Regions from separate parts of the Homo sapiens genome. Here region 2 is linked to region 1. The links are chromatin contacts, found by Hi-C or POLR2A ChIA-PET in ENCODE. All regions are on one chromosome and are shown on one strand. Each heading gives the region's core, a stretch centred on a gene start or an enhancer-like site at or near the end of the contact. The rest is flanking DNA. Distances are from core to core; before and after follow the strand shown.

What was found. Hi-C counts contacts between places; a loop is a spot of excess contacts on that map. ChIA-PET counts read pairs that join two places held with the same protein, here RNA polymerase II (POLR2A). Pooled maps may share reads with other maps.
Region 2: a pooled map shows a loop between it and region 1 (1.8-fold over the local background). The contact joins the enhancer-like site here to the promoter of ADAMTS5 in region 1. A Hi-C loop is called at or near these places in 2 of 168 maps with a recorded cell type or tissue (gastrocnemius medialis and heart left ventricle) and 1 of 50 pooled maps. POLR2A ChIA-PET finds 5 or more read pairs at or near these places in 3 of 52 experiments (AG04450, IMR-90 and activated T-cell).

What each region holds. Positions count from the first base shown.
Region 1 is chr21:26,965,007-26,968,688 of GRCh38, reverse strand. ADAMTS5 (ADAM metallopeptidase with thrombospondin type 1 motif 5) reads left to right here and starts at 1,601. Exons shown (of 8, transcript NM_007038.5): 1 at 1,601-3,401. The coding sequence starts at 2,298. It overlaps LOC124905050, which reads left to right. Exons shown (of 3, transcript XM_047441063.1): 2 at 719-1,245; 3 at 1,605-2,033. The coding sequence ends at 2,033.
Region 2 is chr21:27,152,894-27,156,550 of GRCh38, reverse strand. No RefSeq gene overlaps it. Among named protein-coding and RNA genes, the nearest start is that of ADAMTS5, 190 kb to the right of the region's middle. Within about 2 kb of position 1,575, at least 2 of the 41 ENCODE cell types and tissues checked have a DNase peak (open chromatin) inside an H3K27ac peak, as active enhancers do.

The DNA of each region.
Region 1 (3,682 bases), core at 352-2,851:
GTTAAAACAAGATGATACATCTGCCCCTCACAAGACTCCAGAGGGTGTTCCCAGGCACACGGCAATGGGTATTGTTGCCGGGCAATTCTGAAATTCCTTCCAGAGGATTATTGCCACTCTAAGAACCTCCATCAAGCTCTGGACCCTCATGGTTCCCTCCCAGAGAAAGCGATCAGCTTGGGGCCCCATTAAGGCACCCGCCCTGCTATCCCCAGCGTAGCCAAAGTTAAACGTAGAAAAAGATGGAAATGTACAAATTACACCACATTCATTTTTCACTGGTGCATTAGTTAATTAGCCTGAAGAATAATTTGGGCATGGAGGGAGCTCTTACCCCTACAGTAGAAGGTAGACCTTCTAACCATAAGTCGTCGGGTTTTCCTTCTCCCTTCTTAGAATGATAATTAGAGGAAACAAAGAGGTCAGAGGAAACGAGTAGCAGTGATAATGTCACCCGCGTACTAATAAGCACCAATCTTCCTTCCGCCAAAAGTATTCTTTTTCTTCTAAAAGGAATTTCTGAGAATGAAGGTAGGTCAAGGCCTATGGCGATAAGTGGTTGCTTTAGAAGAGACAAAAACAGATATAGGAATTTATTATTAAAGTATCATTTAAGCAAAAAATAAAAGTATGAGCGCAAAATTTTAAAATCTTTCAGGGAAAAAAAATGAGCGGAATTCCCTCTAAGAGTTAACTCTTTCTCGCTCTGCCTTTTTAGAGCAAAGGAAGTTCCAGTGGGCTGGGAGTAAGGGACAGATTGTGGACCCTGACGAAAGGCGTGCTGGAGAAAGCTGGGAGCCCGCCGTTCGCACACAAAGCTGCGGAGTTCCCAAGCGGCGGGCGTTCTCGCCCCGGGGTACCGCAGCGCGCCAGGAAGCGCCCTGGGCTCTCTGGCTGTCCAGCCGCTCTGCTGGTGGCCGGGAGAAGTTAGTCACCCGGAGCCCGAATCCGGCGAGCGTCAAAGCATCAAGAGGCTGGAGAATGGGGAGGGAGGAAACCGGGTGCCGGGACGGAGGGGAGGAAGCGAAGGGAACGCGGTGGTTAGGGGACGCACGGGAAGCTGAAAAGCTCTGGCTGGTGGATGGAGTTGCACGGTCTGCGAGGCCAGAGCGCACGGGTGTGCAAAGGGGAAAAACTTGCGGCAGGAACTTCCCACCGAGGGCGAGAAAAGCAGGCAAGAAGGAGGCAGGGAGAGACTTGAAACGTCTCAATAACTTTAACCAAAACACCCGTTCAGGAGATGAGGTAAGCCAAGGTTAGCCAACCCCAATTGGTTGTGAAATATCAGACAGACCCGGAGCCGCTGTGGCTTTAAAAGTGGCCAAGGAAATCTGTTTTTCTTGCCCCATTACTTTTTATTTTCCCCTCTCCCCTCCTACCACCTCGCCGGGTCCCAGTCCCTTCCTCCTACTTCGTCTCCCTTTCCTCGATCACCCTCCTCTTTTGCCCTCCCCCATCTGATTAGGCGCGGACTGGGAAGGGTGGGAGTGGTGGGGGAAGCTCTCCCTTTAAGAGGCAGCGTGCAGTGACGAACTGTTGAAATTGCCATTGCAGGATGGCATGCCGCTATAAATTCATTGTTCCACCTCCTCGCATCTTCACAGCGCTCGCGCTGCTCTCGGCGCTCGCAGCTGCCGACTGGGGATGACGGCGGGCAGGAGGAGACCGCAGCCGAAGGGACACAGACACGCCGCTTCACCAGCTCGCCTCAGGCTGCCCCCCTGCATTTTTGTTTTAATTTTTACGGCTTTTTCCCCTCTCTTTCTTCCCTTCCTCCTGGTCCCAGCAGAGCCAAGGAAACCCACAAAATAAGAAAGGAAGTGGGCCCCGGAGCTTGGAACCTCCACAGCCGGCTTGTCCAGCGCAGCGCGGGGGCGGGAGGCTGCGCGCACCAGTTGCCAGCCCGGTGCGCGGTACCTTTCCTTACTTTTCTTGAAACAGCGATCGTGCCTGCATTTGGTGGTTTTTTGGTTTTTGTTTTTTTCCTTTTCCCGTATTTGCTGAATCTCCACTATCCGACTTTTTTTTTTTAATCTTTTCTTTCCCCCCCCCCCCACCCCACCTCTTTCTGGAGCACGAATCCAAACATTTTCCCAAGCAACAAAGAAAAGTTCGCACGCTGGCACCGCAGCCCGGACAGGCTGGCGCTGCTGCCGGGCCCCCCTCCCTCCGACACTTGACTCAATCCTGCAAGCAAGTGTGTGTGTGTCCCCATCCCCCGCCCCGTTAACTTCATAGCAAATAACAAATACCCATAAAGTCCCAGTCGCGCAGCCCCTCCCCGCGGGCAGCGCACTATGCTGCTCGGGTGGGCGTCCCTGCTGCTGTGCGCGTTCCGCCTGCCCCTGGCCGCGGTCGGCCCCGCCGCGACACCTGCCCAGGATAAAGCCGGGCAGCCTCCGACTGCTGCAGCAGCCGCCCAGCCCCGCCGGCGGCAGGGGGAGGAGGTGCAGGAGCGAGCCGAGCCTCCCGGCCACCCGCACCCCCTGGCGCAGCGGCGCAGGAGCAAGGGGCTGGTGCAGAACATCGACCAACTCTACTCCGGCGGCGGCAAGGTGGGCTACCTCGTCTACGCGGGCGGCCGGAGGTTCCTCTTGGACCTGGAGCGAGATGGTTCGGTGGGCATTGCTGGCTTCGTGCCCGCAGGAGGCGGGACGAGTGCGCCCTGGCGCCACCGGAGCCACTGCTTCTATCGGGGCACAGTGGACGGTAGTCCCCGCTCTCTGGCTGTCTTTGACCTCTGTGGGGGTCTCGACGGCTTCTTCGCGGTCAAGCACGCGCGCTACACCCTAAAGCCACTGCTGCGCGGACCCTGGGCGGAGGAAGAAAAGGGGCGCGTGTACGGGGATGGGTCCGCACGGATCCTGCACGTCTACACCCGCGAGGGCTTCAGCTTCGAGGCCCTGCCGCCGCGCGCCAGCTGCGAAACCCCCGCGTCCACACCGGAGGCCCACGAGCATGCTCCGGCGCACAGCAACCCGAGCGGACGCGCAGCACTGGCCTCGCAGCTCTTGGACCAGTCCGCTCTCTCGCCCGCTGGGGGCTCAGGACCGCAGACGTGGTGGCGGCGGCGGCGCCGCTCCATCTCCCGGGCCCGCCAGGTGGAGCTGCTTCTGGTGGCTGACGCGTCCATGGCGCGGTTGTATGGCCGGGGCCTGCAGCATTACCTGCTGACCCTGGCCTCCATCGCCAATAGGCTGTACAGCCATGCTAGCATCGAGAACCACATCCGCCTGGCCGTGGTGAAGGTGGTGGTGCTAGGCGACAAGGACAAGAGCCTGGAAGTGAGCAAGAACGCTGCCACCACACTCAAGAACTTTTGCAAGTGGCAGCACCAACACAACCAGCTGGGAGATGACCATGAGGAGCACTACGATGCAGCTATCCTGTTTACTCGGGAGGTAGGTCCAGCCGGGATGCGGGGGTCCCAGCGCTGATATCAGGAGGTAGGTAGAAGGGAATCTTGCTGGTGGCTTTGCTTCTCCCTCAAACCTCCTGCAGCTGTGGATGTGTTTAACTGCTTCTTGCAGGAAATCCAACCAGCCTTCAACTCTGCTCCTGTATTCACGTTAGCCCCGCAGAAATTTTTGCCTTAAATGCCAAGACTTGCTTAGGTGATGATGAAGACCCAGTAGTGCTGCATGTCATCTAGTCTGAGGTGTTGTGGCATAGGAACGTAAAC
Region 2 (3,657 bases), core at 326-2,825, 190 kb before region 1:
GCACAGTTTCAAGCAATGGGAAGATGCTCTTTTCGTCATGATGGAGGGAGGGTGTTTATTGCTGCTGGCTCATAGGGATTGAAATTCTTAGTTCATCCTCCCGAATGTCTCCATCCAGGCTTAATATTCCACTCCTCCCCAATAGGGCCCTGAACTCAGTATAAAGAATTTGACAGAAATATGAATTTAGTCTCCTTTTGGCTCTACCTCTCTTCCTTTAAAATCTTGAACCTGATTTTCAACACATTTTTCTCTTCAACACATTTTGCACATGAAAGAAATGTGAGTCTCTTGAAATGCTGCAAAGAATGGCTTTTGGCTTTTACTCTGCCACCTTATTTAATAGTGTCTATTTTCTTCCTTCAGAGCGTATGTGGCTACCAAAAACTGCTAATTAATTTTACAATCTTTATTAGTGTAATTTAGCCCATATAATTCATGTAAAGAACTATTACAAAATGAATGCATTACCTCTTCATTTGTACTTCAGTCCATCATAGGTGGTGAGAAGCAGGGTGCTGATAATCTCAGTTGGTCTCTTTGGATTTTGGAAACAATGCATATTACACTGGGAATATTGCTTTTGTTCCATGTAATAAGTGACTTAGAAGGCTGACAGTTTTCAGTGTGGCCCATAGCAAGGTAGATTCTTCAGCAGTTTTAGTTATGGTAAAAGTAGCTCTGCCTCTTTGTACAAATGACTTGCAGATCACATAGTACAGGAGGTCGGAGGTCTTTTTGGTAGATAAAACATTATGTCTAGTCTCTGGAGAACCATAGCAAAAAAAACCACAGCACAGAACTAGGAATTGAAACAAAGTCATACCATCTTTGGCAAAGAACTAGTCACATTTTGAAAGAAGCTCCTTATGCTGTTGGGTCCTGCTAGAGATGGTGCACCAGAGCATGGACTACCAGGTGACAATGTAATGAAATGTCCACCCAGAGCTGGATCTTTTCTTTTCCATCAGATCACTTAGAAACGTCCAATCTCCAAGCCCCTTTCCAGCTCCACAGTGGATAAAAATCTTAGCAAAGGGAGAGAAGTCAGTGCATCTGAGGTAGGTGTGGTATGGGTGTCAGGTCCTCTGTTCCTATTTATTTGTATTTGGATTTCCTTTTTAATCCTTTGTCAAGAAGATTAGACAAAGAGATGTCTGTCCAAAGATAAAGAAATCTAGAATGGATGACAGGAAGAGGAAAATTAAGATGTTGGGATCAACTGCGGTGGTAGAGACTATAGATTGTTTGATCAGAGCATCCTAGGGCCAGGTTTCTTGTTTTGTTCTTTCTTGTTTGTTTTGGTTTGGTTTTTAAGAAATTGTGACTGGCCACTAGTACATGTTGTTTGCATTAGTTTACTATCACTACATAACACATTATTACTACTCACCTAGAGGCTTTTAAAAAAAATCTCACATTTCTATAATTCAGAAGACCAGCAAGTGCCAAAATTAAGGTATCAGCCAAGTTGGACATTTATCTGGAGGCTATGAGAAAGAGCCTCCTCGGAGATTATTCAGCTTGTTGGGATAGAGTCCAGTTCCTTGCAGTTGTAGAATTGACAGCCCCGTTATCTTGCCTGCTGTTGGCTAGGAACTTCTCTCAGCAGCTAGAAATTTGTTATGACCTGAGCTGTGTTCCACCACAATTTGTATGTTGAAATTCTAACTCAGAGTATCTCAGAATATGACTGTATTTAGAGAGAGAATCTTCGAAAAGGGAAATAAGGTAAAATGAGGTCATATGAAAGGACCTGATCCAATATAATTGGTATCTTTAAAAGAAGAGGAAACGTAGACACAGGCATGTACATAGGAAAGATCATGTAAAGATACAGGGAGAAGATGACCTATAAGCCAAGGAGAGAGATCTTGGAAGAAACTACCTCTGCTGACATCATGATCTCAGACTTCTGGCCTTCAGAACTGTGAGAAAATAAACTTCTGTTGTTTGAGCTACTCAGTCAGTTTTTTTTTTTTTTTTTTTTTTTTTTAGTTGGAGTTTCACTCTTGTTACCCAGGCTGAAGTATGAAGTACAATGGCATAATCTTGGCTCACTGCAAACTCTGCCTCTTGGGTTCAAGTGATTCTCCTGCCTTAGCCTCCTGAGTAGCTGGGATTACAGGCACTCACCACCTTGCTTGGCTAACTTTTGTATTTTTAGTAGAGACAGGGTTTCATCATCTTGGCCAGGTTGGTCTCGAACTCCTGACCTGAAGTGATCCACCTGCCTCAGCCTCCCAAAGTGCTGGGATTACAGGCGTGAGCCACCACACCTGGCCAGTCTGTCATTTTTTATGGCAGCCCTAGAAAACTAATGCAAAGCTACTACTCTCTGGTTCTTGTATATGGGCCTCTCCATCTTTGAATCAGCAATAGTGCATCAAATCTTTCCAGTACCTTGAATCGCTTCTGCTACCAGCCAGAGGAAATTCTATTTTCCACTATTCTCACAGGAGACAATTCCACTACATTTTCTGCCATTACCTAACAAGCATCTCCATTCTTCCTGTTTCCAATAACATGCCCCTCACTTCATTCTGAGCCCTTACCAGAAAGGCTCATAAAGTTCATATTTTGACTCACAATCGGTTGAAGACAATTTAGGCATTCTCTATCATCAGATCTTTCAAAATTTTTCTCAGACTTCTTCCAGCCTCCATCCACTTGGTTTCAAAGCCAACTCCATATTTGTGTGTGTTTGTTATGGCAGCACCTACTTCCAAATACCAAAATTATCTACACCAGTCAGAGTTCAACCGGAGGTGCAGAACATTTAAGATTGTACAGGTATTAGAATTATATCTCTCTTGATAGATGGATGGATGGACAGATGATAGATGATAGATAGATAGATGGATAGATGGATAGATGATAGATAGATAGATAGATTAGATAGATAGATAGATGGATGGCATGGTTGTGGGGACTGGAATAAAGTCCTAAATCCATAGAGCAGACATTCAGGAAGGCACAGTTTTGAACCTGTGGCTATGGTTGAAGCTATCATCCACAAGAAAGCAAGATCACAAACAGGATGGAACTCCCTGAGAACAGGTTGAAATTGTCCTCAAGAGAAATTTCTTCTTTTTCTTTCTCTTTCAATTACTCTATCTCTCTCTCTCTCTCTCTTAGAAACATCAACCCTGCTTTTAAGGCTTTGCAACTCATTCACTTAGGCCCACTCACATTATCCAGAATAATCCCTCTTGCTTAAAGACAATGCATTAGGATCTTTATTACAACTACAGAATTCCTTCACAGCAACACCTGTATTTGTGTTTGATTGTATAAAAAGGCAAGTTGAAACATCACAATAGCCACCACAGTGTTAGTGCTCTCTGTACAAGCCTTTATTACTCACTCTTACCTCATGGGCAGAAAGTGTCCTACTGCAAGCATTTGTGGCTCTCAGGCCAGGAGTCTTGCCTCAATCTGTGCACTAGATGGAATGGAAACACTGGGGAACTAACATCTCCAGGAAGTATTCTCAGCCCATGAAAAATGGATCTTTGAGGATAAATACATCAGCTTGTGTACCCATCAGGTGCTCTTCTCCAACAGAATTAATTATGTTACCCTCACCCGCAGACTGTTCATGACATCCTTTCCTTCTGCCTCACCTGCCCACTTCCCTATCAATGATTACTGAAG